Regions from separate parts of the Mus musculus genome. Here region 2 is linked to region 1. A link is a loop called in an ENCODE intact Hi-C map of the cell type or tissue named here. Cell type or tissue: heart. All regions are shown on one strand. Each heading gives the region's core, and the rest is flanking DNA. Links, peaks and the distances in the headings are about the cores only.

Region 1 (16,348 bases), core at 3,223-11,222:
AGCTGCTGGTTGAGGGCTGGGTTGGAGCTAGGACCTGTACACCTGTCCAGGCAATATTCCTAAGCTGAGTCTGAGAATGTGTGGGACACCTAGAAGCTTGGAACTTGCATTCTCCACTGAGGCCTGTGGCTAAAGGGACTGCAGAGTGAGGGCAAGGCAGGGCAGAGACACAGGGGCCCGTGGGGGAGGAATAGGGGGATATTTGCTCTCTGGAAATGGAGGCCTCTTGCTCTGTCCCTAAGCACTAGGCAGCGCGGTGTCCAGCATTGCCGGAGTCTGCCCTTGCAGCTGGTCCTGGCTGTTCCTCTGTGGAACCCATTCTTCTCATTTGTAGTCTCACTTTTTTTATTAGTTATTTTCTTTATTTACATTTCAAATGTTATCCTAGTTTTCCCTCCAAAAACCCCCTCCCCCCTCCCTGCTCACCAACCCACCCACTCCTACTTCCTGGCCCTGGCATTCCCCTACACTGGGGCATAGAATCTTCACAGGGCCAAGGGCCTCTCCTCCCATTGATGACCGACTAGGCCATCCTCTGCTACATATGCAGATGGAGCCATGAGTCCCACCATGTGTACTCTTTGATTGGTGGTTTAGTCCCTGGGAGCTCTGGGGGTACTGGTTGAGTCATACTGTTGTTCCTCCTATGGGGCTGCAAACCCCTTCAGCTCCTTAGGTCCTTTCTCTAGCCCAATGGATGGCAGTGAGCATCCACTTCTGTATTTGTCAGGCACCGGCAGAGCCTCCCTATAGTCTCGCTTTTAAAATCCTATGTAAAAATATGTACATCCAGGGGCTGGAGAGATAACTCAGAAGTTAAGAGCACTGACTGCTCTTCCAGAGGTCCTGAGTTCAATTCCCAGCATGGTGGCTCATAATCATCTGTAATGGGATCCAATGCTCTTTTCTGATGTGTCTGAAGACAGCTACAGTGTACTCATATACATAAAATTATATATATCCAGCCAAGCCGTAGTGGCCCACAACTTTAATCCCAGCTCTTGGGAGGCAGAGGCAGGGGGATTTCTGAGTTCAAGGCCAGCCTCGTCTACAGAGTGAGTTCCAGGACAGCCAGGGCTACACAGAGAAACCCTGTCTCGAAGAAAAAAAAAAAAAAGTGCAGATGCCCCAGCTCAGGATTCCTGCTTCACATTCTCCACCACATACAGCCAATGGCACAACTGCCAAGGTCCTATACAGAAACAGTAAGTGGGGCTGGTAAGATGGCTCAGTGGGTAGGAGCACCCGACTGCTCTTCCGAAGGTCCGGAGTTCAAATCCCAGCAACCACATGGTGGCTCACAACCATCTGTAACAAGATCTGACTCCCTCTTCTGGTGTGTCTGAAGACCGCTACAGTGTACTTACATATAATAAATAAATTAAAAAAAAAAAGAAACAGTGAGCGTGGGACTAAGCCCACTATTGGGCCAGACAGGGCTGGGAGCTCCCATGACACAGGGGGTCATGACTGTCTCCGGGTGTGTGGTCCATCTGTCTGGCCCACATTTCTATTTTTTAAAAGTAATAAAAATAGGTATGGTGACTCAAGCCTAAAATCTCAGCATTCAGGAGGCTGAGACAGGAGGATTGCAATGAGTTCAAGGCCATCTGGGGCTATATTGTGAGTCTGAGGTTAGCCTAGGCTACTGTGAGACCTTGTCTCAAAAACACAAGCAAAAATAATATATGCATATAGTCCCAACTACCTGGGAAACAGAGACAGGAGGATTAGAGCCCAGGATTAAGACCAGCCTGGGAAATACAGCAAGAACTAACCTTAAAGGGCTAAATAAATTAATACATGTAACACACTAAATGTTATACATTTTTAGGGGCAGAAAATTTGGAGCATGAAGCATGAAGAGGGTAAAAATGGAAATTCAGATTAAATACCAGGCCCACTAACCGGCTCTTACCTCCTCAGAGCCGTTGGTTCAGAGAGCCATGTTCCTTGAATTTCTTGATTTGTTTGATACTAAGTGATATCAGGAGGTGTCTGTTGGCAGATGGCGTAACTGTATATCTCACCTCGGCAGCCGGTCAGTCATTCAGCAAACATTTTCTGAGCGTGGGCATGTGAAGGGAAAACATGAGGACAGAAGGACAGGCCTGAGCCTGCCCACGGGCAGGCAGCGGCAGTGCCTCTTGGCCACGGTGACTCAGACCTTCTGCACACGCCTTCGGAACTCTTGCCTGAAAGATGGAAACGTTGGGGGGTCAGAGTCAGGCCTCAGAGATCACATCCTGTGCCTTTAGCCTCTCTTGTCGCTAAGGTGGCATCGTTCTCATACTTGATGTACGTTCAGGGCACCCAGGGCATCCCTCCTCCCTCCTCCCTCCTCCCTCCTCCCTCCTCCCTCCTCCCTCCTGGGATGCCTATCCCTGAGTGCTCCTGAGTGTACTTCTCTCATCCCTATGGCCTGATCTGTCACTGACCACATGTGCTTCTGCTAGACCCCGTAGATGAGAGTGGATACTTCTACACTCCCACTGTCCAGGCCTGTGGGCCAAGGAGATACTCAGTTCCTGTCACCTTTATCCATTTCCTTCCTTCCTTCCTTCCTTCCTTCCTTCCTTCCTTCCTTCCTTCCTTCTGTTTTTGTTTTTATTTGTTTGTTTGAGACAGGGTTTCTCTGTGTAGCCCTGGCTGTCCTGGAACTCACTCTGTAGACCAGGCTGGCCTTGAACTCACAGAGATCCGCCTTCCTTTGCCTCCCAAGTGCTGGGATTAAAGGCATGCGCCACCACTGCCTGTCATTTTCTTAACTTTCTTAGAGTGGTTTTAGATTCTTGGGGTATGTGTCTACTATTGTGAACACTGACTTCCCATCATGCACTTGGGGAAGTGAAATGAGGGATGCTTTCATCATGTTGTATCCATGGTATCCCAGCTCACCGAGCATTTCTATACCCTATCCATCAGAACGACAGAGTGCTGATTGTGACTGTGTGTGTGTCCTGTGCAAGGCCCTGGCAGGGGCTAGTGAAGACTTCCCAGGCACTACTGATTTTAAACAGCCCCAAAGGCGGACGTCTGAGGCTAGATGAGTTTTGCTAGCTTGAGGAAACATAAGACAAAGCCAAGTATAGCGCCTCCCAACTCTAACCCCAGCCATTGCCAGCTAGCCCAGGCAGTGATAGCTGGAATAAAAAAGAAGAGGAGGAGGCTAAGCCAAGATTTGAACCTAGTGCCATTAGCTCTGAAGCCTGCAGGAGATGGTACCTAACAGCACTGGCAGGGCCAGGGTTGTTCTGCCTGAGCTCTGGCATAGATGAGAACACTGACTTCTGCCCCAGTCTTCCTACTCATGTGTATCACACCGTGTCTTGTCCAGCTCAGGATGAGACACTGGGATCTTCACGAATCTCAGTGACGGCGGCAGGCATGAGACCAACAAGGCCACACTTGCCATGGACACTCCCCTGGGAAAACCATAGTGCTTAGTCACCTCCCTACGGCTGTGATGAAACACCATGACCAAAAGCAACTTGGGGAGGAAAGAATTACATATCCCGAATCACAATTCAATGGGTGAAGTCAAGACAGGAACTCAAACAGGGCAGGAACTTGGAGGCAGGAGCTGATGCAGAGACATGGAGGAGGGCTGCTTACTGGCTTGCTCCCCATGGCATTCTCAGCCTGCTTTCTTATAGAACTACTAGTCCAAGGGTGGTACCACCAATAGGCTGGGCCCTCCCCCATCAATCACTAATAAGAAAATGCCCTACAGACTTGCCTACAGCCTGATCTTATAGAGACATCTCAAGTGAGGTCCCCTCCTCTCAGATGACTCTAGATTCTGTTAAGTTGATATTAAAACTAGCCAGGGTGTGTAGAAACTCTTATCTGCCTGCCTTCAGTGCAGCACTAAAGAAAACTGCATAGGGGAGCAGATGGCCAATTTTCAAAAGTGGCTATGGCTGATGGCCATAGAGAAAGGACATTCACATGGTCTCTGTGGAGACAGACTCTCAGCATTTTCAGGGGAAGGCACACTCCATAGACCGTGAATCCACACATTATTCGTGGCACCCATTCAATACAAGGTACAAGGGCGGTGACACACTATAGCGCCATTTGAGAGCCCTGGGCCTGACATAAGATCAGAAATGATGGGAAGGCCAAAAGTCCCAGCCAAGGTTGAATGTGAAGGAGTCTAGATGCTGTGGAGCACAATGGAGACCTCAGATGTAAAGGTGCACAGCTGGAAGAGATAATTGTACACAGCTGTAAAGGTGCACAGCTGGAAGAGATAATTGTACACAGCTGTAAAGGTGCACATCTGGAAGAGATAATTGTGCACAGCTGTAAAGGTGCACAGCTGGAAGAGATAATTGTACACAGCTGTAAAGGTGCACAGCTAGAAGAGGTGGTAAAGATTGTTTACTATGAGCCAGTGTGGTGGTCTCTGTTTGTTTGATTTTTAATGAAAGCCACTCCCACCCCCACCTCTGTAGACTCATAGGGAGTGGCTATAGGCTCATTAGAAGGTGTGGCCTTGCTGGAGGAAGTGTGGGGTGAGTTTTGATGCTTCAGATGCTCAAGCCAGGCCCAGTGTCTCTCTTTTTCCTGCTTCCTGCAGACCCAGATGTAGAACTCTTGACTCCTTCTCTAGCAGCACGTCTGCCTGCATGCCACCATGCTTCCCGCCATGATGACAATAGACTGAAGCTCTAATTGTTTTCCTTCATAAAAAAGTTGTTGTGGTCATGGTATCTCTTCACAGCAATAAAATCCTAAGACAGCCAGTTTCCCAAACTAGAAAGACTCCCCCCCCTCAGGAGAGCTTAGGGGGCAAGTCACCAGCCAAGAGGACCAATGTCCTTGATAACTGCTGTGTCAGTGGCAGCCTAGACATGCTCACACACACACACACACACACACACACACACCACTATGTACCCACACATCCGCTCTAGAACATTTCTGTTCCTGTGACTCAAACCCCAGAAGCTGTAAGTTGACCTTGACCAGGAGCGCTTGATCGGCAACACTGCTTGCAAATTTCGTGATCGAGTCCCTGGTGTGCCGCTTCCCTCCCTTTGCTCTAAGCTATTTGTGTATCAGTATGACTAGAGTCTAGAGACAGAGAATTCTGCACATGATCTGCACACACAGTAACCCCTCCAGGCTGCCCTTTCCTTCCAACCTTAGCATGTTTCTGTGTCAGCCTCACAGAGGAAGTCCATCCACTGTGGGCTGAGGTTGCGTTCTCTGATCCAGCACAATGGGCCTGTCCAGACCTGTTGGAGAAGCCCGCCAGTCAGACCACCCAGAGCAGTCAGGCCTCGCCCTTCCATAGAGCACGTCATGTCCTCTGGACTGCTCCAGGCTGCAGATCCTATTTCCCTCTGTCACAGCCCAGGAAGGACAGGGAATGGGAGGCAGTCGGAGAGGAGGGACTGTAATGCCAGCTGCTCCAGGGTAAGTGCTGTATAACTGGTTATCCTTTGTCTCCTTTCTATTGCTGTAATGAGGCTCCATGACCATGGCAGCAGGCAGGTTCGCATGTGCTGGAGCAGCAGCAGCTGAGAGTTCACATCTTGAAGCACAAGTCCGAGGCAGAGGGAGACACAAGCCCAATCCCAGTGCCACGCGTCCTCCAACAAGGCCACACCCCCTCCAATGAGGCCACGCCCTCCAAATGAGGTCACACCTCCTCTAATGAGACCACACCCCCTCCAATGAGACCACACCTCCTAATCCTTTCCAAACAGCCCACCAACTGGAAATCAAGCATTCAAATATATGAAACCAATAGAGACCATTCTCATTTAAACCACCATAGTCAAGAATACTGTATGAGTTTTAAAAAGACATAGATCTGATGTGGCTCAACAGGAGAGTGCTTTTGTAGGCTGGTTAGGACCTCGGGTTCAGTTCCCAGCAATGAACATAATAACGGAAACAGAAAGAATGGAAGTGTGGGAAAATATGGTGTAGGTTTTTAAGGTTTGCAAGAGGCAAAAAGAGAAATCCATTTAATCCGATCTAAGGGAGATGAACCTATTTTGTCTCTCTATGGCCAGTCTGAAAATGTGACCCATGTCACGTCCAGTGCCATCTTACCTCCCTGGTCTTGGGAGCAGTCACTTCTCCCTACATAGAAGAGGAAGTCCTTGGTCCTGATGCTCCCGTTCTCACAGTCTGTCTTAAGCTTAGAATGTGACCTTATTTTCTCAATGCTTAGCCATCCTCCACTTCCTCAGGACTAAGAGAAATATCGCCACATGCTGTGTAGACACTAAAAAAAAAAAAACTAGTGCCTGCTTCTTGACTTCAGAAGCCCGGGAAAGCAAGCTGTAGGGAGCATGTGAGTGGAAACTTTGTGCCGTGGTTCACAGAGGTGACACAGTCAGGATCTTGAGAACAACTCAGCAATCAGTGGCGCCAGGTGTGGTGGCAACACCTGGAGTCCAGTCCTTGGGAGCCGGAGGCTGGCTTGAATGACAGACATATCAAGATTCTGTCCCGAAGGATAAAGGCTGTGAGAGATGTTTATTGAGTGCAAAAGAGAAAAAGTATTTGCACAATTTGATCTTATTGCATTGTAAGTAGTAAATACATGTCACCATTATACATATAGCATGACAATAATAACTGTTCTCAGAAGGCTATTCAATAACTATTCAGAAACTCTCCCAAGGATAGGAGTGTTTCCTGCATGCGGGTGTACCACATGCACGCAGTGCCTGAGGAGGCCAGAAGAGGGCGTTGCTGTATCCCCTGGAACTGGAGTTACTTTCCAGATGGTTGTGAGCCACCATGTGATGCTGGGACTCAAATCTGAGTGAGATCTCTAGAAGAGAAGCCAGTGCTCTTAACTGCTGAGCCATCTCTCCAGTCCCAGGTGTGTGTATATTTTTGGGATAGAATCTTAAGTAGCCCAGGCTAGCTTCAAATCAATATGTAGACCTTGAAAACCAGATCTTCCTGCTCTCCACCTCCCTAGCGCCAGCTGGGACACTGTTTTTTGAAAATTTTACAAACAAACAAAATAACAAACAAACCATGTTTGTTTGTGTTTGTTTTGTTCTTAAAACAGAAAAAGACCTAAAACATTTTATTTATTGTTAGTCTTTTGGGAGGAGAGAGCTCCGTTGCAAAGATTTGAATTTAGTGAGCCTCTTAGGATGTTGTTATCAGTGGCTTAAAATGCTAACCTGAAGCCAGGTGTGGGGGTGCATCCTTGTAATCCCAGCATCGCAGGCTGGGCTTAGTCTCCTCTAGACAGAGACTCTTTATCTTAAATTAATCTTAAAGAGACTCTTAAATTAATCTTAAAAGAGACTCTTTATCTTAAATTAATAACAGCAAACCCTAATGACTCCTTCCAGCAGAGGGCGCTCTCCCACACTCTCAAGCTGTTCTTTGTCGGCAGCTTGGAAGGACTTTATAAAGTTTCACTTCAACCCAGCTGGGAGACGCATACTTATTGGTTTGCTTGGCTTTAAATAAACTTTTTGTTTAGGAATAATTTTGGATGTACAGAATTTTTTCAAAATTAGTCCTGATTTTCCGTTTGCCCTTTGCCCAGCTGCTCTATTTGCGTCTTACATAACGTGCTACATTTAGCAAAGCTAAGAAATGAACTCAGTACGTTTCTACCAGCTGGACTCCCGGCTCTGTTTGGATCTCAGCAGTTTTCCAGCAGCTGGATCCAGTCCAGGATAGCACACTGCAATCGGAAACATTCCTTAAAGAAACAAGTGCATCCTAACTGTAACCTAACGTTTTGCCACTTAACATTTCGCATGAACGTCTGTATTTTCTAACGAAAAGCAAAGTGCTTTGGAATTTAATTTCTCTTCTTATTTCCACCACAATTTAAAGTTATGAAACATTCCTGGCCCCTACTTCACATCAGTTTAAATAATTTGTACCTCTTCTTACGAATATTTTCCACATGTTTCCTCAGAAGAATGCCATAAAAAGATGGGTATGGCTGAGTGCTTTCATCCTGGGAGCCCCTGCCCTGTGGCAGCTATCTGTGCTATCGCTGCTTCTGAGTAAGGCTTCCACTCCTCTTAGGTGAGCGCTAGCATGGAGGAGGCAGAGAAGGATAGGAAGGGACAAATATGAACGACAATTATATACATATAATATTCATATATATAACATATATATATGTGTAAAGATTTATATTATATTTATAGTGTATCTTTCACATAGTATAGTTTATATACTATAAATTATATAATATAATCATCTATAATCACATATATTTATATATTTTACACATAATTATATATAATATGATATATATACATATATATTTCAGCTTAAAAAAGAAGGGGTGGTACATGCCTATGACCTCAGCACTGGGAAGGCTAATGCAGAAGGATGACACGTTTCATGCCAACTTCTGCTATGTACCGAGAGCCTGTTACACAAAATTGATTGATTAATTGGTTGAAAAACAGTGACAGCCCAAGGTGTAGCTCTAGTAAGCTGGTAACATTTGGGCCAGGTGTGATGTCTCACATGGAAAAGCACAGCTCTTGGTACTGCCTCGCTTTCAAGGGCAGCCTGAGCTACAATTCAGACTTAACATGTGTAAGGCCCTGGGTTTCATGGTAAGTTCCCCCTCCCTGCAAAATAAAGTGGAGATTAAGGCTTCTTCAGGGGTTAGCTGGGGCTACGTGGAGATAGCGTTAGGTTTAGTCCTGATTTACGATTGGGGCTTATCTACGGAAACATTCTAAAGTCTTTTCAATCAAGTGATTTACTTTAAAATACCAAATCAGAAGGTTGGGGAGCAGGCTGCCCCGCTAGCGGTCATTATTCTTTGCTTTTGTGTATGACTGGAAACCTTATAATCGAAGCATTTTTAAAAATGAACACTTAAAGAGCTGAACAATCCAGGCATGTCATCACACGCTGGTGACCCCAGCATTTGGGAGGTGAAAGGAGGAGGATCGAGGCCAGCCTCAGCTATGTGGTGAGTTTGAGGCCAGCCTCAGCTACATGAGTCCCTGTCACAATTAATACATTAATTAACTGATTAATTAATGAAAAGAGTTGAACAGTAGAAGCTTTGCTTTCGTGTGCCAATAACCTTAAACCCATCGGCTGCTTGTCAGTCTCCCATCCACAAGTACCCTCTCAGCTTAGGTTCTAGCTCTTGTGTCAGAAATACAATGTCTCCCAGGCACCGAAGGAAGAGCCCGAGGGATGGCGCAGCCTGCGCTTGCCCCGCCAGAGGCCTGAGTCAGGCATACTTGAGGCTTGGAGTGGAACCAACCATGCAATAAACACTGAGTGAAACTGAATCCAAGCTGCCTGGCAAACCCCATATTTCAAGGTGGATATTTTATGCGCACCTCTTTCTTAGTTTTATGAGTTTGCATTGGATCACCTCAGCTGTGCAGTTAATGAATAGAAGAATTACTGTTATTATTACTATTATTAGAACTACTTGCACCCGTCATTTCTAATCATAGTAATTATTATGTCTCTGTAAATCATTTTCCCCAGAATCCACAAGCCTGCATAGTAATCATGGCGTTTGTTTTTTGTTTTGTTTTGTTTTGTTTGTTGTTGTTGATCATTTAACTAACTTACTAAATTAACTACTCTGCTAATAGCGACCACCTTCCTGCTTGCTGGAGTGTTGCGTCCTTTCTCCCAGCCACCAAAGCTCTGACTCTTGGCTCACTGAGCTATGAGCTGATGCGCTTTGCTCTGTGGCAGGGGTGCCATCTGTCCAACTTGTTCTCTGTCTCTTTTTATCCCACAGCAGAAGTATTGGGAAGCCCTAAACTCGGAGCAGGTACGGACAAGCGTTTGGTGTCTTTCGGGAGGGACTTCCACGGCTTGTTTTTCCAATTTCTATTTTTGTTAGACTTCCTTGGATGGAGCACACGGCAATTCTTTTGGTTTAAAAATCAAAAAGGGAACGCAGTCTGGAGAAGTGTAGGACAGCTGTTAGCCTACGGGGCAGCTTAGTCCCAGCACTGCCAAGAAAAATAAATAAGAGATAAGAAAGATCAGGAGGCGGGACTCCGGGTGCTCTCTTTCAAAGTCTTTTCTGAACCAGGGAGTATTCAGGGTAGACTGGCTCAACCAGGGAGGAGCTCAGAGAAGATGTGTGTAACCCAGTGAAGAGACACAGTCAGGGAGGGTCTGTGGAATAGCTACAGGTCACAAGTGGTCTGTGGGGTGTGGCTGCGGCAGTGGTTATGAGAAACAGCCACAGGCTCCCTGCTGTCTTTCTGTGTCCTCAGGCAGCTGGCCGTGTCCTCACTTGCAATACCAGATGGGCATATTTCCCGACAGTCACCTGTGCCTGTCTTCTATCACCCAGGAGTGTTTGTGACACAAGAATACATCACTCACCCACATTAATTTATGCCTTACTTCTAATTGTGTTTTTCTAATCGCTCAGAGCATCTCAGCATGTTATCCTACAGATTCCGAAGTCAGAGACTTCAGTTGCCTTTCTAAGATTTAGTCCACATCAAAGTGTCAGGCAGGCTGTTTCTGTTCGTGGGCAGGTGAACTAATAACTTAGTTTGAGGAGTTGGAACAGTGGCTTTCAAACATCAGAGCATCTCAGAAGTTCTGTAATAGCTTGTTAAGATGACACGCTGCGTGTCTCACTCCACCGTCAGTGTCTGCAGAGACCCTAACGTCAGCCGGACGACTGGTGGCTTGGTGCTTTCGGCGTTGTTGATCCAGGGAACATTCTGAGATCTCTGACCTTGGACTCAGGTCTGTGCTCTTCATAAAAGGTGTCCTGGCCATCCTCAGAGGGCAGAATAGGTCCCTGCTTCTGCCACCGAGCACATGGCTCTGAAGATGGAGAAACTTTGATGTATGGAAAGAGTCTGCAATCACAACTATGCAGAAAGTTTGCAGAACCCCAGACGGGTGCCCCAGAGGGCTGAGCTGCGTGAACCAAGTTATCTCAGTGCCAGGTTTGCAGGGTCACTGGGATACTGGGATACAGGGGTCTTTTTAGCTCTCTCTCTCTCTCTTTCTCTTTCTCTGTGTATATGTGTGTGTGTGTGTGTGTGTGTGTGTGTGTGCGCGCGTGCGAGCATGCGCACATGTGTATACGATTGTACAGAATTTAAAAAAAAAAAAAGATTGGACTGGCGAGATGGCTCAGTGGTTAAGAGCGCCGACTGCTCTTCTGAAGGTCCAGAGTTCAAATCCCAGCAACCACATGGTGGCTCACAACCATCGGTAATGAAATCTGATGCCCTCTTCTGGAGTGTCTGAAGACAGCTACAGTGTACTTACATATAATAATAAATAAATAAATCTTAAAAAAAAAAAAGCCGGGCGTGGTGGTGCACGCCTTTAATCCCAGCATTCGGGAGGCAGAGGCAGGTGGATCTCTGAGTTCGAGGCCAGCCTGGTCTACAAAGTGAGTTCCAGGACAGCCAGGGCTATACAGAGAAACCCTGTCTCGAAAAACCAAAAAAAAAAAAAAAAGATTGTACAGAATATCATGCACTTGTAGAGGCCAAGAATCATGTCCTTAACCTCTCTCCACCATATTCTTTGTGTCACGGTCTCTCCACTAACCTTGCATTTTTCAGTGAGACTGGCAGGCAGCAGGCCCCAGCAGCCCTCTTGTCTCTGCCCTTCGCATCACTGGGGTCACAGAGCTCCAGACTCAAGTCCTTAATGGTTGTGGGAAAAAACAGTCTTGACACAGCCAAAATTTGTGTTTCAGAGCTATGGGCGTTACATGAAAGCACTGAAGGTTTTCTCTGGGACTTCTCAGAAGTGATCTGTGACAGCAGAGTGTCCTTCCCTGGGTGCACGTGCATGTCTGGGTCTAGGATCCTGCCCGAATAGGGAGGTCTTTCAGTCCAAGCTGACATTGCTTCCTTGAGCACTGCTTGTTTCTGGGTTTTTCTTGTTTGGGTTTGTATTTTTTGTGACAGGCTTTTGCTGTATAGTCCCATTGTCCTGGAACTCTATGTAGACATCTACAGACTGGCCTCAAACTCTGGGGTGCTTGGATTAACGGGGTGCACCACCATGCCCAGCTCTGAAGTTCTTCATCTTAAATAGTGCGCAGAACCCACTCACTCTCTGCTTTGTTGTCTTTGAAGGATATTTTGCAGACAGCTCCATCTATACTTACAAGCTCGCTTTCTAATCCTTTCTTTCAGACCTCTGCAGATTTCAATTTGTCAGTTTTACTGGAGTCGGTGATGGCAGTATCCATCATGCTGAATCAGCTTTTTAAAAATTAAGTGTGTGCGCGCGCACAGGAAATCAAGTCTGCCCCTCCATCACGTGGCTCTCGGGGACCAAGCTCGCGCTATCAGACTTGGCACCAAACACATTTTACCCACTGAACCACCTCACTGGCCCTGAAATGGCTTTTTAGAAAATATTTACTTTATTGTCTGTATATGGACGAGTTTTTGCCTGCATGAATGTGTACCATATGCCTGTAGTGCCCGAGGAGGCCAGAAGAGGGCGCCAGATCCTCTGGAATTGGAGTTACAGATAGTCGAGAGTTGCACTGTAAACGCTGGGAACGGAACCATCAGCAAGGCCAGGAGTTGACCTTTAAGTGTTTACTTTAGACAAGTCTACTGAGCCCCAAGCTGAGAGAAAAGCCTATGTGGGGGTAAAGGTGGAGCTCTGCTCTGCTCTTTAGGAACTTGTCATCTCCGGGAGGGCGAGGCAGATGTCTAAAGAGAGGCCAGAGCTGTCCGTATGCGGATGCGATGCGTGGTGTAGGCAATAACAAGTGAGGCGGAAGAGTTCAGTGGACTGAATCTCCAGAGCGTAAAGCTTGCTGCTGGAGGAGTCGTCCCCTTGGGCTGCAAAGAGAGCCAAGTTGGCCTGTTCTTGTCCAGGAGTGTTTCCAGGAGGAGATTTCAGAACAGAGATTGGTGAGGGAAGAGATGGGGGAGATGGAAAGGGAGGCGGAGTTACTCTGTTCAAGGTGGTTGTTCTGTCAGTCCTTGACTGAAAGCTAAGCTGTGTGGAGCGGAGATAACAGCGTGAGGGCAGGAGACTTAACTGAGTGCTACGACATTTGCCTCGCATGCTCAAAGTCCTGGGATCCATCCCCCACAACACTAAAGTTAATAAAGCTATATTCTCTCTCGAGATCCTAGCACACAGGCCTGGCTAGCTTGTGCTTACAGATTTTTTCTTGTGTTTTCTGGGGTCATAAGACCCAGGATTTGGGGCATTACTTGGGGATGGCTGGGCTATAAAAGTTGGAAAGGATCTGTCACAGCAAGATAGCTTTTCTGTCTTTTCTCCACAGTGGGACCCTGAAGATGTCAACCTTGAAAGGAAAAAGGACGGGGAACTCCTTAGAGTGCAGGTGCGCAGGGCCTCTTTGAGCCCCGTGGATTTGGCCTCTGATGACTAACATCTTCGGGAGCCAAGCCATCAGCTCGGAACTCAAAGTCGGGAGTCTGTCAGTGACTAGATGGGGACCAACCTATGAGGCCACCCAGGTCAGGAATGGAAGCTGCTACAGACACTCCTCAGGGAGTGAGGAGCCCTGACCTGTCACCTAGCATGGCTAGTCTACACCATAGCTCAAAATGGAGCTGGGGACCCTGGGGACAGATCTACACATGCCCAGTTCACAGAAGAGCCTGTTTGTAAAGATGAGCTTTCTTCCAAATGACAGGGGATCTAGTCCCACGCGATTCAAACATAAATATTGTTTGCTTAACAATGGGATCGAACTCACCAAGAGCTACCATTTGGACCTCAGCGGAATGCATTCTTCAAGACTCCCCTAAGCCCAGGTGGAAGAGTGGGTCCACCAGCTCGGAGACCTGGGTAGATGTACAGGAACTGGCTTCTGCCATCCAGTTAACAGATCGTTGGCAGGACAAAGGCAACTACCGCCTGCTCTGGAGCAGCAGGACTCCCTCCAGGCTGGCAAAATGTATGCTGAGGCTGGGTGACGGGGTCTCACGTGCTTTATCGGGTAGCAGAAAGCGTGCTTTGCATACGGACACAACTCGAAGTGCACTTCCATCCTTGGACAGGCGATTTGAGGATGATTTTAATAACGTGACCACGAGTGAGGGAATGAGTAAAGGGAATGAGGCCAGGCAGGAGCGAGCACTGGGGGTGAATAAATTTTGACCGAATGAGTTAAAACCGTCTCACGGTGGAGAACAGGAGTCAGCCTGAAGCCCAGCACAGAGGGCTGCCACGAGGGGACCTGGGAACAATGCCAAGGCATACAACTCTGCCCGCAGCTGGCCCATGACCCATCTGTGACTCAGCCGCAGCTGCCCAGTTTCTCCTGAGGGCAAGTCCCAACAGTGTGACGACTGGGGTGCCAGTGGAGATTGGTTGGTCATGCAGGTTTCTGCATGGTTCCTAAGCCCTTGGGTGACCTCTAAACTGGAATTCAAAGCCACTTTATCTGCTCTGGGCTCTCGGCTCTCTTGTGAGGTGGCTTGCTTAAGTCAGCTCTGCTCTGTCGTCTTACCCACTGAAACCACTGTGAGGAGTGGACCATGGGGGGATGTGGTGAAGTGGAACACTCCAGCCCGGAACATTCAAATCTAGAGGCAGGGAAGGGTGGAGATCTAGTCAAGGAAGGAGAAACCTGACGTGGCCGGCATGACTGGTGTGACATGGTTTTGTAAGGAGAGAGCTGGAAAAGAGCGGGCTGTGGAGGTTAGGGGGCTAGTGCTGAGCCCTGTAGCCAGGCAGGACACCAAAGCAGGAAGGTGACCGACTTGCTCACGCAGACTACAATTAGTGAGTTCCTCACCCCTGACTTTTCAAGAAGCAGAAATGTGGTCAAGGGTACAGAGTAAACATGAGACACGTGCTTCAAGTACGTTCCTTAAACAAACAAACAAACAAAACCAGGGACTGTAAGAGGCCAAGATAACCTCAAAATCATGGCCTTCCTACCTGGCAGCATTGCAAGTGCTGGGATTGCAGGCCCCAGCAGCCGTGCCCAGTCTTTCACTTTACAGATGAGGACACACGTTTAAATACAGTATCCAAAGTATCAGCCTCACAAGTAGAAGTGGCCATAATCCATGATAATGAAGGCCCTGCTTAAACTCCTGGAGTCTGAGGTATGTTACCTGCCAGAGACGTCTGGGTGATTTAAGGAGAGCTCTTGTTACTAAGTTGTCTTAAAAGTTTGCCTGGAGGGCTGCGGCTTAGCTGGGCGAATGCTTTCCTAACACGTGCAAGGCCCTGGCTTGCAGTGCAGCATAAGGGGTAGGATGATAGACACCCGGAGTCTGGGAAGTGGAGGCAGCAGGATTAGAAGTTCAAGGTCATCTATCTTTAGCTCTGTAGCAAAGGTTGGCATGAGATATATGAGACCCTGGAGGTGGGGGGAGAGAACAACTGTGCAGACCTTGAAGAACTAATCCCCTTAAATCCATCCAGTCACTCCAGGAAGAGGTCATGAGGACCATCTGATGATCTATGCACTGCTGTTACACTGAGAAATGAGTTACTAGTTTGGGAAGCTCTGGGTGGAGGAAGGGGCGTGGCTGGTCTCCTGTGCCGGGCCTGAATAAGTGTGCCGCCCTTTCCCTGCTGAGTCATGGTTTTCCCTGTCTTTAACAAGAAAGGCCAAGCCTAGTGGCTCACACTTTTTGGGAAGCTGGGACAGGAGGGCTTCCACAAGTTAAAGGTCAGCCTGGCTACTAAGACCCAGTCTCAAAAGACCCACAAACCAGGCTGGGTGTGGTGGCTCATTCCTTTAATACCAGTATCTGGGAGAGAGAGAGGCAGAAGGATCTCTGAGTTCAAGGCCAGCCTGGTGTACAGAGTTCCAGGTGAGTTCCAGGACAGCCAGGGCAACATAGTGAGACCCTGTCTCAAACAAAACAAAAAACAACCACCACTGAGCTGGGGATATAACTACAGGTCGATGGTAGAGCACTTCCCTAACATGCAGGAGCCCTTGGGTTCCATCCCCATCGTGAAAATAGACTTCCTTTTTTCTCTCATAACTATGCCAGTCAGCAGTTCACACGTAAGACTAACATCTCTACACACATCCAGAAAGACACGCTACATGAAGGTAAATTTCATATACACCTTGAAAATCTGTTTCAATTTATTTACTTATTATTATTTTTTAATTAATTGGTTGGTTGGTTCTCCTGAGCCTGGGTTTCTCTGTGTAGCCCTGACTGTCCTGGAACTTGTTCTATATGGCCTCGAGTACTGAGGTCCGCCTGCCTCTGCCTCCCAAGCGTCCTTGGATTAAAGGCGTTCGCCACCAATGCCTGGTTTATTTTTGTTGTTTTTAACAACTTGTGTATGTTGCGCCTGCACTTTCAGAGCGTGTATGGTGGTCCAAGTGACACTTGGCAGGTATCAGTTCTCTTTTTCTACCATGTGGGGTCTGGGC
Region 2 (16,348 bases), core at 3,321-11,320, 150 kb after region 1:
TGGGAGTTAAAGTAAAGGTAGAAGAGTAGAAAATAATAATGCTGAGAAATAACAGACTATTTAGACTGGCCCTTTCTTACAGAAGAAGTTGGTGTCTGGGGAGGGCAAAGGGTCTAGGTTGAATTCCTGTCTTTGTCAGGTATGTATTCTTTTCGTTAGGGTCTTTATTCTGCACTGTAACCAGCCTAGCAGAGGTGAAGATAGTCTAAAGAGATGTGTTCATTGGACTGTTGAAACAGTGAGCCCCCCCAAAATTGTAGCTCCCCCAGGAATCTTATGTTTGGAGAAGAGAAAGCAAACCTAAAGCCTAAGTCCTTATGGGGAGGGAAGGGAGGATGGATGGACAGCCACAACACTCCTCCCACTCCTCCCAGAAATTTACAACTTGACATACTACCATAGAGATGAGAAAAAGGGTGGAACCATGACCTGGACTGGTTAGTAGAAATATGTAACTGTAGCCCTCTTCTTAAATGTTAACCTCATGTTAAGACCCAGAAGATAGACTTGGCCAGGGTCACTGGATCTCTTTGTCCCTCCTCACACTCTTTGACTGCTTCAGTTGGATTATTGCATATATGTAGAGGGGTTTTGCTCTAGCAGGGTGGCTGCTTGATAAAAGGGTCTAGGTCTGTGTGATTGGCTGGGATGAAGATGCTCCTTTAGTCCCAGGAGACAGAGGCAAAGAGATCTCTTGAATTCAAGGCCAGCCCTGGTATAGAGCAAATTTCAGGTAAAGAAAGACTTAGGTCAGGCGTGGTGGTACACATCTCTAATGCCAGCACCCAGGAGAGAAGTATGTAGATCTCTTGAGTTCTAGTCAGTCAGTTTGGTTTGAGTTAGTGAGTTAAAAAGCAGTGCTGTGGAGTTGTGACCATTTGAGATCATGAAGTTCAGTTCAGGACCACAGAGGCAGTTGATTAGAACAAATTGCCAACATATGCAGATATTATGTGTTCATATAGATTATGTGTTCATATAGGCACACTTGTGTGGAGGCCAAAAGACAACTTCAGATATTTGTCAGTGGCCATTTGCCTTGGTATTTGTGTGTGTGTGTGTGTGTGGGCGGGGGGGGAGGCGGGGAATATGCGTCGAATGAGTCAGGTTGACATTGGGTCTCTTCTTTGTGACTTTTTTTTTTTTTTTTTTTTGGTTTTTTTGAGACAGGGTTTCCCTGGCTGTTCTGGAACTCACTCTGTAGACCAGGCTGGCCTCGAACTCAGAAATCTGCCTCCGCCTCCGCCTCCGCCTCCGCCTCCGCCTCCGCCTCCGCCTCCGCCTCCGCCTCCCAAGTGCTGGGATTAAAGGCGCTGCTTGTCTTTAGAATGGGTCCAAGCACTGATTATTTTACATTGGTTCTGGCCCTCTTTAACACGGGACTTTTCAAGTGCTTTACCTGCTGGACCCTCTTCCCCACTCCCCAGCTGTCGCCTCTATGCATTAACTTCTGAGAAGAATGACTCTTGAGCAATGATTCTCAGCCTTTGTCGTCATCCCCTTTGGGGTCACATATCAGATATTCCTCAAATCAGATATTTACATTACAATTAATAGCAAAATTACAGATATGAAGTGGTCAGCAAAATAATTTTGTGGTTGGGGATCACCACAACATGAGGGGACTGTATTAAAGGCTCACAACATTATTAGGAAGGTTGAGAAGCACTGCTCTTGAGAGAAAGAGGAATTAATTTGATGAACATAAATAACATTGTGGTGGGTTTCTATAGGGAGGGTTACAGGTCTGGAAGGAATCTGGCTAAGTTAGTTGGAAAAGAGGCATAGGGTTGAGATGTGGCGCATGTTCAGACTCAAATTTTATTGTAGGATTTTGCCCAGAAAAAAAGATTCCACCAGTGGTCTTACCTCATTTCATTCATTCAGTTGTATTACCAGGTGCTGGTTTGAGTCTCATAGCTTTTAAGGCTGAGTTTGATGTCGTTAGTAACTGCTCTGACAGTTGGAGTAGTGGTGAAAAGTGGCAGGAGTCCTTTGCAGCAGATGGAAAGAACAGTCAAAGAAAGCTTAGTGCCTTGAGTTGGCTTGAAGGGTTAACAGCAGCTTCTCAGCCAGACTAGGTTTGTGAAGGCTTTCTTGACAGAAAGATTATTATGTAGAGAAGAATGGCGTCAGGAAGTGCTAGAGCAATTTGAAGAGCTGCAAATTGTGCTGTTGTGAAAGGGATGTAAAGTTTCTAAGTGTGAATGATGGCAGTTGGAAAGTGGCAGATTGTAAAGGCTTTTACAAGTCTCGTAATTAGTTTTTTACTTTGGACCCCACTTCCACAGTGGTAGAGAAAGAAGTACATATTTTGCATTATGAAAGTTTAGATACTAGCTAGAGATCAGTGTTTTAAACTATTTTTAAACTACCATTTATTCAATTTATATGAGCAGGGAATCTTTTGAAATGATTTGGGTGTATTCTCATTAATTTGGGAAATGACATTGCAGACAGTGTCAGGCTACTGAGACTTTACACAGGGGAGGTAGAGAGGTCATAGTAGGTTTACATATAGCTGTTTATGAAGAAAGACTTGGAAAAGGACCTGAATTGGAGCAACTTCCGTGGTGCGGTACAGTGAGAAAGGCTAGAAATGATGCCCAGTTGGATGTAGAAGGTGTTAAATAGTGGATTCTAGGGTGACTGGTAAATTTCTTGCTTTAAACAAATCATTAAGGGGTAGAATGAATTGAAAAGTTTGAGGGGCAGGATATTTTGAAGAAAGGTTGAATTTTAGCTGTCTGTGAGAAAGGATGGAGGTCTCAATCTGTGGGTCTGAAGATGAGAGATGAGTGCTGAAAACTGATGGGTAGTTGTTGCTGTCACAGACATTCCAGTAGTGCTACACTTTGTCCCCAGTGACATAGTTACAAAAACAGCCCAGGGGATATTAACAGTTAAGTGATAGCAGGAAACAGGAGCTTGGTAACCTGTCTACTTGCCTTTCTATTTAGGCTAGTATAATGTAAACTGCAGTTAAGCAGAATTGTGGTGGGTAGAAAGGACATTTGGGGGCCATCTTTGAAGTCCTGTTTTTTTTTTGGTTTTTTCCTTTTCAGGAGTAAATGATTCAGCTTTATTTGTAGCAACAATTGGTTTAGTGGATCTTTAGAAAATAGAAAATAATCCTGTGAAAAAGTATGCTAATGTCCTTTTTAAGAAACTTGTTGGTAAAGCTTTTTAATGTAGTTTAATCTCATGCTTGCCTTTCTTGTCTTTAAAAAGATACTATTTAGGCCTGGAATTGTGCTTGAGAATCTAGTGGTATATTGCTTGCCTGGTGTGGGTGAGACCTTGGGGTTCAGCCCCAAGCACCTCAAATAACAAACCATAACTTAACAATGACAGTATCAGTTTTGTAGATGCCCATGAAGGTGGTTTCTAGGCTAAATAACCCTGTACAGATTAGTCTTCTCTGGGACTCACAGTACAGTCAGGGAGCTCTGCCTGCTTCTGCTTCTTGAGTGCTGGGATTAAATGAAAGTGCCACCATACCCTGAGCTCTTTTTTTTTTTTTTACCCCAAAGGCACGGTCTTGCTATGTATGTAGCCCAGGCTGTCCTTTGCTTTGTTTGAGGTCTTTTGTACTGCATTGGATCAACATAGCAGATTTGGAATTGAGAAAAGGAATAAAGCAGAAAAACAAACTCATACAATTTCTAAAGTTCACATAAGCCGTATGTATCTTTAATCCTGGGAAGCTGAAGCAGGAAGATGCAGAGTTAAGGCCCATCTATCTATGATAATCAGATCTTACTTCAACATACAGCTCTCTCCTTCTCTGACACACAGTTGACCTGCGTTCTTATTAGTTACAATAGTTAAATGTGCAGGGTTGTATCTTTTGTAAAGAATAATTTCCTGCTGATTTCATGCTTCTTTGTGATTGGTCCTTCAAATCAGCAAGCCTAGAAGAGTGAAATATGAATCATACTGTAGTAAAGATCATGAATGAAACAAATCTTGGTTTTTTGAAAGCAGTGCAGTAATGTGTTAATGAAAGTTGTGTGTGTGTATGTGTGTGTATACATCTGAGGTGTTGTAAGTCTAACTTGGGTTAGTCCAGTGATTGACTAACATGCAAGAAGCCCAGGATTTTAAACCTCCCTTCCCCCCAATCCACTCCATAAACTAGGCTTGAGGTAGATTCAGGAGAACCAAAAAGATTGGATTTCTGTCTCCCAAACATATTGAAGATTTAGGAATATAATCCTCTGGAAAGTTTTCTTATTTTCCTTGTCATTATTCTCTATTCACCCTTTCTAGCCTGGCTCTTTCTGTCCACTCTGTTTTTATATTTTGAGTCCTTTCTGTGCATGCTATTACTTGTTGATAGTCCTATTGTAAGGTAGTTAGTAATTTAATGCATTAGTAATTTAAGACATGCACTTACTACCAACATTGTACATACATCAATTTTGAGAAATAAGGATACCAATTTTGCCGGGTGGTAGTGGCACACACCTTTGATCCCAGCAAGCACTTGGGAGGCAGAGGCAGGCGGATTTCTGAGTTGGAGGCCAGCCTGATCTACAAAGTGAGTTCCAGGACAGCCATGGCTACACAGAGAAACCCTGTTTCGGAAAAAACAAAAACCAAAAAACCAATTCTGAGCATTCTGTACAGTGACCCATGTATGCTGACAGCAACAATAACATTTAAAAACCACTCCAGTTTTAGCTGTGGTAAAATGGAAAATAGCAGTCTCAGAATTAATGAGCATTGTTGGTGATTGGTTCTAATTCTTTGATTTAATTGGGAATCTGTGTGACAACACAGATTTTCCCCAATTGGTTTTTGATCGATCAATAAAGAAGCCAGTGGGGGCTGGAGAGATGGCTCAGTGGTTAGGAGCACTAACTGTTCTTTCAGAGGTCCTGAGTTCAATTCCCAGAAACCACATGGTGGCTCAAAACTATCTGTAATGGGATCAGATGCCCTCTTCTAATGTGTCTGAGGACAGTGTACTCACATACAAAAAATAAATAAGATCTTAAACAAAAAAATAAAGATGTCAGTGGCTGATAGCTGGGCAAAGGGAGATGTGCTAGATCTGAATAGAGTGGGAGCGGAGAGAAGAATTGCCAGGTTTTAGAGGGAGACGGATCAGATTTAGAGCTACAGAAGGAAAGTCATCCAAAATAGGTAGAGAGAGGTGAAAATAGGTAGGTGAGAGGGAATGTGGGCCCTCAAAAGGGCTGCCCAGAAGCATCTTGGGCAGCAAAGTCTAGGGGGCCACCCAGAAGGAGCAGGGCATAAAAGATAGATCATAAATTTAGATGGTGTTGAGTCAGGAGTATTGGAGGGAAATCTATGATAGCTGGGCGGATGATTAGAACTGCCCAGCCTTTGAACTAGCTAAGGCATTTTAAAAATAAGATAATGTGTGTGTGTGTGTGTGTCTTTCATTTGCAGATCCAAGGCGGGTGGCTGGAAGTGTGTGTCCTGATAGGAGCACAAAACAGTGTAGCTAATCTCACCACTAGAGAGCATTTAGATTTAAATCAACAATTTAAATGTCAACCAAGTTATTAGTGATTTTAGTTAATGGTATTATAGTTTTAAGCTGAAACTAATTTGTGTTAAATGGGAGAAACTTTCATTTATATTATTCAAAGAAATCCTTAAATCTGTATTACAGATTTTAGGTTGGAGTAATTACACTCGTTTGGCAATTTGCCTTGTTTACGTAGACAGTTATACAAATTCTTGTTTTCTTAGTCCTTATTCAGTGTCTCTATTATATTTCATGTTTGCTTGTTTTAAAATAACCTTTTGTTTCAGTGAGATTTTACTTTAAAATCCACTGTCACCACCCTCAATGAGGCAGGGAACACTAAAGTTTACATTTAATTTTGCAGAGGAACTTGAAGTATATGGTACTGGTGACCTTTACTCTAAAATACTTAAAAGAATTTCTTAGTTAATGATAACACTTTGGTATACATTTTTGAGACAGGATCTCATCATGAAACTGTGACTAACTTACATACAACTCATTGTGTAGACCAGGCTGGCCTCAAACTCACAGTGATCAGCCTGCCTCTATCTCTAGAGTGCTAGGATTAAAGCCATGCACCACCATTCCTGTCTTTTGTAAATACTTTTTGATTGGTACAAAAGTTGCATATTAATCATATTTCTTTTTTTCTTGTATAGAGCTGTCCTGGTCTCTTATGATCTGACTCATTTGTCTTTCATAAGCTATTCATACATTCTGTTGGCACACATTGCACACATTAAGATAGATTCAAGGGCTTAGGTTTTGTTACAAACAGCACAGTAGGATATGTTTTACCCATACATACTTAGTATAGATAACACATGCCATGAATATTGATTAGAATTGTTAGATTAGGTATGTATAGATTCCCTTTCTTTTCTTGGGGATCAAACCCAAGGTTTTCTTTTTATTGATCTGTTTAAGAGGCAGGAAGGACCTTATGTAGCCTAGGCTTAAGCTTGTGTGCTTCTTGCCTTAGCCTCCTAAGTATTACAAGTATGCACAACTGCTTCTAACCCAAAATCTTTTTTTTCATTTCTCTGTGTAGCCTTGGTTGTCCTGAAACTCACTCAGTAGACCAGGCTGGTCAGAGATCTCCCTGCCTGTATTACTTTTTTTTTTTTTTTTTTAAATTTTAAAGAGACAGTGTCTTACATAGTTTACCTTGTTGGTTTCAAAAGTCACCGTGTAGCTGAGGATGGCCTTAAATACCAGATATCAGGTTTCCATTTGCAAAATGTTGAGATTACAGGTGTGTGCCACCTCCACGCTAGGCTGCAGCGGCTCTTCTGTTATAATTTTAAGTTGATCTATAAAGCAGTGAATTTCATTATGTGACATACAAGATACTATATTTTAATTAGTGTCCCCTGCTACTACCCTCCTCAGAATCTCTGTATTATGGTATACCTTGCCTGTTTCTTGTTTTTCATCACCAATTTAATGGCTAAGTGTTTTACCACATAGTTTAGGCTTTATTTATTTATATTTTTGTTTTTTGAGAGGATCTTATTATTGAGCCTTGGTTGGCCTTGAACTCACATCATTCCCAGCCCTCATGGTTTTTGTTGCGTATCTTATCTCTCATGGGACATATTTCAAAAGCAACCCCTTTTCATATCGACTAAACAACTTGGTATATAATACCTTATCTCTTCTAATCACTGAACATCTTAGTCAATTCCAGCCATCTTTTTCCTTAGCAATATTGGATTGCCACCTACAGGTGAAAGAATGCAACAGCAGGTTGTACATAGTGCCTATGCTTTGCTTTGCTTTCTTTTTTTTTTAAGAGTCAGTCTCTATATAGCCATGGATGTCCTGGAACTTAATATGTAGACTAGGCTGGCCTTGAACTCACAGAGTTCTACCTGCCTCTACACCCCCCACCCCCCAGTGCTGGGATTGAAGATACCGTGTCACTACATTTGCCTGTATTCTTGTAAGGCAAAACTTTTTCATGGTTGAATCCACCTTAGGACATTATTTCACCAACCTTGTAGTAGTGGAGAGATTGAGACCAAGATAAGTGAAGGGACGCTCTTAACAGTTCTTAGTGGATTGTCTTCTGTGGACAAGTTAAAGCTGGCACTCCTATTTTGGGGCCTTTCTTTCCTTTGCTTTGGAGAGGAGGGAAGTTATATTTTCCTTTTTGTTTTTTGTTTTATCCAGACAAGGTTTCTTTGTAGCCTTGGCTGTCCTGGAAATCTGGATGTAGGTCTGTAGATTTGCCTGGCCTTGAACTCATAGAGATCTGCCTCTTAGCCTCCTCAGTGCTGGGATTAAAAGTATGTACCACCACCATGTCTTTTTTTTTTTTTAAAGCTTGCTTTAATTTTTTAAGGTTTATTTATTTATTTATTTATTTATTTATTTATTATATGTAAGTACACGGTAGCTGTCCTCAGACACTCCAGAAGAGGAAGTCAGATCTCGTTACGGATGGTTGTGAGCCACCATGTGGTTGCTGGGTATTGAACTCAGGACCTTTGGAAGAGCAGTCGGCGCTCTTAACCACTGAGCCATCTCACCAGCCCCCCCCCCTTTTTTTTTGTTGTATTTTTTGTTGGATTTTTCCCCCAAGACAGTTTCTTGGTTGCTGGGAATTGAACTCAGGACCTTTGGAAGAGCAGTCGGCACTCTTAACCACTGAGCCATCTCACCAGCCCCCCCCCCCCCTTTTTTTTTTTAAAGCATCTTGTCTTCCTGTGTCTCCCTGGCTGTTGCAGAACTCACTATAAATGGGCTGACCTTGAACTTTTCAACATCTCTAAGTACACTGTAGCTGTCTTCAGACACCCCAGAAGAGGGCGTCAGATCTCATCACGGATGGTTGTGAGCCACCATGTGGTTGCTGGGAATTGAACTCAGGACCTTTGGAAGAGCAGTCGGTGCTCTTAACCACTGAGCCATCTCTCCAGCCCAAGAGGTTCTATATTAGAAAAACAAAACAGATAAAAGGCAATGTGCTTGTTAAAGAAATAGCTTTGAAAATGCCAAAAGTAACATGACTTCAGTTGCGATCTAGGCAGAGAGTGAAGATTTTAGGGATTATGTGTACATTAGACAGTCTTTCTTCTGGGTAAAACCACCTAACTTTCTGTCTTACTGCAGCCCAGAGGATGGTTACCACCAGTTAATTAACACGTTGACTTTTGTTGTTTGTTGCTTTTGTTTGTTGTACTTTTTCCCCCAAGACAGTTTCTGTTTGTCCTGGTTGTTCTGGATCTCACTCTGTAGACAGTCTGGTCTGTAGAAGCTTCTCCTGCTGCTGCTGGGATTAACTCCCAGAGTGCTTGGATTAGAAGTGGGTCCCACTGCCACCCAGTTTACACGTTGTCGTGGATAGCAGAGGTACTATTCTTCCTAGGCTGTTTAGTCCTGCAAGTTATAACTCTTCAAACTCTTGCCTGCTGTAGCATTTTTCATAATGGATAAGAATTTGAAGTTGATGCCGGGCGGTGGTGGCACACGCCTTTAATCCGAACACTTGGGAGGCAGAGGCAGGTGGATTTCTGAGTTCGAGGCCAGGCTGGTCTACAAAGTGAGTTTCTGGACAGCCAGGGCTACACAGAGAAACCCTGTCTCGAAAACCAAAAAAAAAAAAATGAAGTCGATCTAGTCATTATAACACTTTGCTAACTCTTTGAACATGGACTTCAGAAATGTTACATACATGAGAAAGAAATATGAGACTTCTAGAACCTTAGTGACTTGAATAATTGAAATGTTTTGAATCGCATAAGTAGACTTGAAGTTTTTAGTCCAGATCACATGAAGTAGAAGATGACTTCAAACTCCCTATGCGTTGAAGAGACCTTCAATTCTTGGTCCTCCTGCTCCTTTAAATTAATTTCTAGGTTAGCATACAAATAATAGTTTCAGTATGGTGCTTTCTCATGTCTCACTCCCTCACTTTCCCCATTCCCCCTTCCTTCTTAAACAGACATTTTTAAAATGTAGAATAAACTGGATAGTATGGTATATGCCTTTAATATCAGCACTCTGGAGGTAGAGGCAGGAGGGTCACATTTTCAAGGCCAGTCTCAGTTGCATAGGGGGTTGAGGGGCAGCCTAGGTTATATGATATTGTCTTAAAATCCTAAAATCCTAAATAAATAAATAAGCAAACAACTCAAACTTTATTAGATAAACTATTTTGTCTCATGAAGACAGCTTTTTAAAAAAGATTTATTTTTATGTATATGAGTACACTGTAGCTGTCTTCAAACACACCAGAAGAGGGCATCAGATCCCATTATAGATGGTTGTGAACCACAATGTGGTTGCTGAGAATTGAACTCCGGACCTCTGGAAGAGTAGCCAATGCTCTTAACCCCTGAGCCATCTCTCCAGCCTGAGGACAGTCTTAACCATTTGGAATACCACTAAATAAAAATGTTCATTAAAAATAGTATATATAAAGTGATTTAAAAAACATGAGGAATTATATTGTATGGCCTAATTATAACTTATTTTGTTATAACTCTCATGTTGCTCTATAACATAGAAAAAACATACTATACAAAGCCTTCACTTGACAAATGTAAATACAGTCTTAGTTTGGTGTATATTGGACACAATAGTCTTCCTTAAGCCTAAACACAGAAACAAAAGCATGTATTATAAGAGAAAGTCTAAGATGGGAAGTGATAAAATGGGTATTGAGTAAACCTTTGTTAAAATGAAGCTGGTATCTTTGTAAAATTTCCACGTATTCATTAAGCTATATTATGTCATTTTATTGTTATGTTAGGAGCTGATTTGGAGTTGAGTTCTGTCCTCAGCGTTGTCAACAGTTCGCTTACTATGGCTGGAAGATTAAGATTTTGTTACTCTTTTTACATAGGTATTTATATAGATAGTAAGAAGTAAGATAAAAATTGTTCATTGGGCATATAGAATTTGAATTGTGGATTTGTTGTGGGTGCTATAAATTTGAAAATCTATGCCAGTTGTGGTTATTTATTTGTTGAAGCATCCTTTCCTGTGTCCTTTGGCTTTTACCTGGGTGAGGTGGTAAATGTTTGTAATCTCAGAACTTGGAAAATTAAGGCAGCTTAGGCTATACGGAGAGATCTTATCTCAAAAAAAGGAATGGTTACTTAAATGTTAAATGTTTATTTAAATTTTTTTATTTGGGTGTATATATCATGGGGGGAAGCAGGGATATACATGCCTCAGCAGGTCAGAAACAACTACATAGAAAGAACAGGACAGCCTGGGCTACTTGGGAGTCTCCAAAAAAACAAAATATAATACTTAAATTGCTTTGCTTAAAGTTTTACTTAAGTTACTGATGACTTTGTAAAGCACCTTGTGAAATTAATCCTTTGGAAATTCTAGGCAGGTTTAAAATTTTTCATTTCATTTAATTTTTGAGATAGCTTCAGATTGACCTTGAATTCAGTCTCCTGAATGCTGAGATTATAATACACACCACATTTGGCTCAGATGAAGTATTACAGTATTATGCTCATGGAAAGCAAAGATGTCTAAGATGTTTGCTGAGTTCTCTGCAAGTTGATGCCAGTTTGTCTTGTTTTAGAAAGTAAGCTCTGATCAACTTCTAGAACAAACTATAGACTAATTTCGATAGTTCTTAATAATTATGGAATGTGGGAGAGGGTGGCGTAAGCATTAAACTTGGTGACTTTTATTTCTGATAGCTTCACTTTATCCTCCCCTGCATTTTTTTTCTCCCGATGAAGTAAATCCATTTCATTATAAATTCAAGGAAGGGTTTGGTTAAGGACAATAGCCTAGCCCTTTGCTGTTTAGATAACATCAAGATTCAGGCATGCACTGTAGGCCAGAACTTGTGTATGCAGCAGGATAGGATTTATTCAAATAGGAGTTCTGCCAGTGACAAAGAACAGAAGGGTTTATCTTCTAAAACAATTTAAATTTGCTGAATTAAAAAGTTCTAAATTTTAATATCACCATTTCAGAGCAATTTAAGCAGAACCAGTATTTGGCATTAAATTTTAATATTTGTATGGATTTTTATGGTTCTATTTTATATGAAGAGCCAGCTTTTGAAAGCTGATATATCAGGATCGGAGAAGAATAATGGTATAATGCTGTTGGTAAGAAAAAATTCTTTATTTTCTGTGATGTAGAAATTGACTTGATTAAAAAAAATGCATTCTAGCAAGCCACCAAAGTGTATTTTCAAAGCTCCTTGTTAATGCTTCAGAAGACTTAGATTAAGATGTGTGACAGAAACACATTTAATATGCAACTTGATTTCATTTGTATTAATATATTTTTATATAGTTCTTTGTCTTTATGGTTTACTTATAAACATTAACATTTAATTATACCTTTACAATATGAATGTTTTAAATGTAAGCACAGTTGGATTGTGAGTTTTCCAAGTGTATTTGAAGGGTTAATTCTTGGTAATTTCCTGTGAGGTGTATGATATATTTAAAATTAATGATAATGGATGATTTTTAGAGCATTTTTATATATAAATTTTATCATTTTGCTAACTTTGGTTAATTTGTTAAGCTGTTAGTTCTGTCTTAAAGCAGTTGACTCACAGAGAAGTAATTCTTACATAAAGAACTGCAGTGTAATAGGGTCAATGATTGTTGAGGAAAAAGTATAGGTTGTCCTACCCACTAAATCACCATATGATAACTCAAATAATTGGAGTATTCCTTGCTATGTTTTTTTAACTGTTCAAGATTTTGAGAAAAATATTAGAATAAGGTCAACTTGTTAGAGAAATTGAGGGAAATATTTCTTAAATAGTAAACAGGCTCAATGAGAGCATTGAATTTTAATGGCAACTTCAGCTAGTCATACTGGTTCATTTCTATAATCCCACAAAAGGTGGGAAAGGAGAGATAGGATGAGAAAAGGGGAGGAGGAAAGAGGGAGAGAAGGAAGGGCAGAGGGAGAGAGGAAGGGAAGGAGAGAGGGGTGTCAAAAGCTTGTGCTACTAATCTGCATAGTAAGCTCCAGGCCAGTCAGGGAAGAGGTTAGAACTGATAATTTAAATGTAACTAGCCATTGGTATTTCTTATGTACTGCCAGGACTTTGCCAGGTGCTTAATCATTTATATAACGTGGTAGGCTGTTTACATTTAACCCATGTTTATCCCTTTGCTATTCTTGACAAGAAAAAAGTGTACATGTTTAGTACTGGTGCTTCGTCTTCCCAAATATTTGTTAATCCCTGGTTGGTTGAACTCTCAAGTCTCCTGGGACTGCAGATACAGATCAGTGGAAGAACACTTTGTTATCACACACAATTCCCTAGCCAGGCTTCTCCAGCACCTCAGAAATAATGCTGGCTGATTCTGCAGTGACAGTGACATCCCAGTTCTTGACCCTCCACTACTACCATAAAACTCAGTATGATTCATTAACCCATACCTACTGCAGTTTTGATATAATTTAACTTCTGAGAGGAATAACCTTTTTTCATCCCTTAGCTTTAGAGAAGTCTTATTTATCTACTTTGAGCTAAAATGCTTTACAGAACTGAATTCACTGTAAAGCATCAAGCACCAGCCAGAAAACCAGTCTCACAGCCTTTTGGGGGAGTGTGTGAGGTGGGGAGAGGAAGAGTTAAGTAGCTCAGACTCCTGGGACTCATGATTGTCCTGCCTCTGCCTCCTGAATGCTGGGGTTAGAGGTGCGTACCACCAGATCTGGATCTTAAGAGAGTATTGTTCCTAACAAATAATAGTAATTCCAAACCAAAGTTTTCTTGGGATAGCACTCAGCCAACCCTGCCTGACTCCAGGGACACTGAGCAATCCTTACTCTATGTTCTTTCACCCTATGTCTAGGGTGAAAACTCCTGAGTTCACTGACAACTAGACAAAGAGATAACTTAAAAAGGAGAGGAAGAGATTATTAAAGAAATTTATGAAATGTAAAGTGCAACCACTTTTCTTGCCAAGGTAATAGAAATTACCTTTGGCCGGGTGGGGGTGGTGTTCAATCCCAGCACAGAGGCCAGATCTACAGAGTGAGTTCCAGAACAGTCAGGGTTACACAGAGAAACCCTGTCTCAAAAAACCAAAACCAAAGCAAATAAAAAACAAAAACAACAAAAATTTGTTGTTGAGACAGTCTTACTATGTAACTCTACTATGTAAATCATGCTGGCCTTGATCTCACAGATCTGCTCACACCTTCTAAGTGCTGGGCTGAGATTAAAGTTGTGAGCTATACCTGGTATACTAAAGGGTTTTGTTTTTGTTTTTATGACAGCATGTTCTTTGATTTCATACCCATGTCTAATGTGTATGGATTTCACATACCCATCCTTTTCCATTGTCTTCTCATCTCCCACTTCCACAGAACAATTGGATTGGTTTTTTTTTTCCAACAAGCTCTCCTGCTTTCAAGTTCTGTTCTGTTTTTTGTTTTTGTTTTTTGCTATTATCCATTGAGTTTAATTAGGGTTGATGAGGTAACTTGTGACTATTCAACTGAAGAAATGGACTCTTTCCCCCAGCAACCATTAACTGCTAATAGCTCCTCAGGGGTGGGGGTCTCATGAGCCCCCTCTCTCTCCACGATGAAATATGAAATACTGATGGGCAGTATTTGCTACTGTGAGTTAGTGAGTACAGCTGTCATGTCATGGGTGGAGGACAGTATTTCACAATTTTGTTTATTTTTTTTCTTTCCAGCCCCCTATAATTCCATGATGTTCTTTCAGCCTTGGAGAGGGTGAAGTAGATGTCCTAAGTGTTTAGGGCTGAGTTCTCAACATTTATTCTTCCAGTTATGAATCGCTTACTAACTGCAGATGTTTCTCTGTCCAAGATTGAGAGCAGCAATAATCTATGGATATAAAAATAAACAATTGCAGGTAGTTTGCACAAAGCAAGGATAATAGATTTGTTCTCACAGGATCTGAGACTTCCCAAGCCATTGGCTTTAGTCCAGGTTTACAGGTTAAAACATGATTTCCCTCCTGTGGAATGAGTCCCAAATCCAATCACAAAGTGGTTGGTTACGTATATACCAGTCATGACCCTGTTGTACCCATGAGTATATTTTGCCTGACATCTGGTATTGTATAGAGTGTATAGCTGAGTTCGACTATTGATGACTTTTCTCCAGTAGCAGCTTGCATAGCACCTTTTAGCAGTAGGGAAGCTATTCACAGGAGAAGTTTCTAGCTCAGTTCCAACCTGATTTCTCAGTGTATGTTGTCATCAGCAGTGGGGTTTTAGCATCTAGTTCTGGTGATGGCCAAGATCTGTTTTTAAAGGAAGCCAACATTTGTTTCTTTCCCTGCAGTTATCTTCACCTGTTGTGTGAAGCATAGCACCTTTCAAGCCACTGTAGAAATGGACAAAGAAGAAAGGAAGACTATCAACAAGGGTCAAGAAGATGAAATGGTAACTAACTTTCATAATTTTCTAGGGAGTAAAAGTATACAGTTAAAGAAAAACCAACATAGGCTGAGGGATAGCCCAGTGGTGGTGTATTTGTCTACCTAATGTACCGAGGCTCCAGGTTTGCTCGATAGTGAAACACCCACTCACAACACACAAATCGGAATCTCTGTATCCTGACTAAGGCTCTGTGTGTGTGTGTGTGTGTGTGTGTGTGTGTGTGTTCGTGTGTTCGTGTGTTCTTTCTTTGTTTTAGACAGCAAAGTTTCACTATAAAGCCATGGCTGTCCTGGAACTTGACCAGGCTGCCTTCAGTCTCAGAGTTCTACCTGCTTGTGCTTTCCAAGTAAGTCCTAGAATTAAAGACACGAGCCATTATTTGCCAGGACTTGAGGTAGTGGTGGTGGTTGTTGTCATTTCATTTCATTTGATTGATTGATTGATTGATTTTTGAGGCAGGGTTTCTCTGAGTAGCCCTGGCTGTCCTGGACCTCTCTGTAGAATAAGCCTCAAACTCAGAGATCAGCTTTTCTCTGCTTATCTAATGTTGGGATTAAAGTTATGCTCCATTGTCTCCTGATACTTGGTTTAACTAATTAATTAATTAATTTTGGTTATTTGAATTGAGGTTATATCATTTATGTTGGTTGGATTTTTAAAATAATTCATTTGTATGTACACTGGTGTTTTGCCTGCATGTATGTTTGTTTCAGGTGTCAGAAGCCCTGCAGCTAGAGGTATGAGCTGCCATATGTGGGTGCTGGAATTGAACCCAGGTTCTCTAGAAGAGCAGCTCTTAACACCGAGCCATCTCCAGGCCTGCATAGTTTGGATTTTACTATAGAGCCTTTTCAAAGTTTTTATTTTGTTTTAATTGTTGAAGGTTTTCGTTTTCTCTTGTAGTTTAATCACAGTGAACAGTGAGTGGCCAGTTTCTTTTTCCATCAGAAGCACGCCTCTCCTCCAGCGTAACAAGTTTCCTCCTGAGGGGAGACAGGGTTTTCAAACACCTCAGTCCTTATCCTGAGAAACAAGTAACTTTAGATGCATTTCATAGCTATGTGACATAGTGGGAGCGTTCAAGTTAGAACAGTAATAAACAAACACACACACACACACACACACGCACACACACACACGTATATATGAATAACAGAACTTGAGCAAAGCCCACTTGGTTCCAAGAGTTTTTCTCCTTCTCTTCCTCTTTTTCTTCCTTCTTCATCCTCTTCCTCTTCCTCCTTTTGACAGTTTCATTACTTTTTAACTTTTTCTTTTATTGAAAATAGTTTTTTCCCATTCCATCTATTCTGATTATGGTTTCCTCTTTTCTCTGTTCCTCCCAGTTCCATCTACTTATCCCATTTAGATCTACCCAATTTGTCTAAATAGAAAACAAAAAGGCATCTAAGGGAAAATAATAAAACAAAATATTATAAGATAAATTAAAAAAAAAAGAAAGCAA

What was found. A loop is a pair of places that touch in the nucleus more often than their neighbours do. Peaks named below come from ENCODE experiments on the same cell type or tissue, not always from the same donor. Only the 100,000 strongest peaks of a DNase experiment are listed, where the experiment ranks them.
Region 2: a loop joins it to region 1, with 9 times the contacts of the local background. A loop is called at or near these places in 25 of 42 quality-filtered maps.

Annotation. Positions count from the first base shown.
Region 1 is chr16:30,511,727-30,528,074 of GRCm38, reverse strand. Tmem44 (transmembrane protein 44) reads left to right here. Exons shown (of 11, transcript NM_001384248.1): 10 at 9,743-9,775; 11 at 13,253-16,220. The coding sequence ends at 13,360. Gm52252 (a long non-coding RNA gene) reads right to left here and starts at 7,946. Exons shown (of 3, transcript XR_003951936.1): 1 at 7,887-7,946; 2 at 1,919-2,195. In heart, for the core only: CTCF peaks have their summits at 6,668 (motif pointing right) and 7,344 (motif pointing right); DNase peaks (open chromatin) are centred at 7,384, 7,654 and 10,044; H3K4me3 peaks cover 387 bases.
Region 2 is chr16:30,365,373-30,381,720 of GRCm38, reverse strand. Atp13a3 (ATPase type 13A3) reads left to right here. Exons shown (of 34, transcript NM_001128096.1): 3 at 14,786-14,886. The coding sequence starts at 14,836. Among named protein-coding and RNA genes, the nearest start is that of Atp13a3, 15 kb to the left of the region's middle. In heart, for the core only: a CTCF peak has its summit at 7,227 (motif pointing left); no DNase peak of the experiment used is centred there.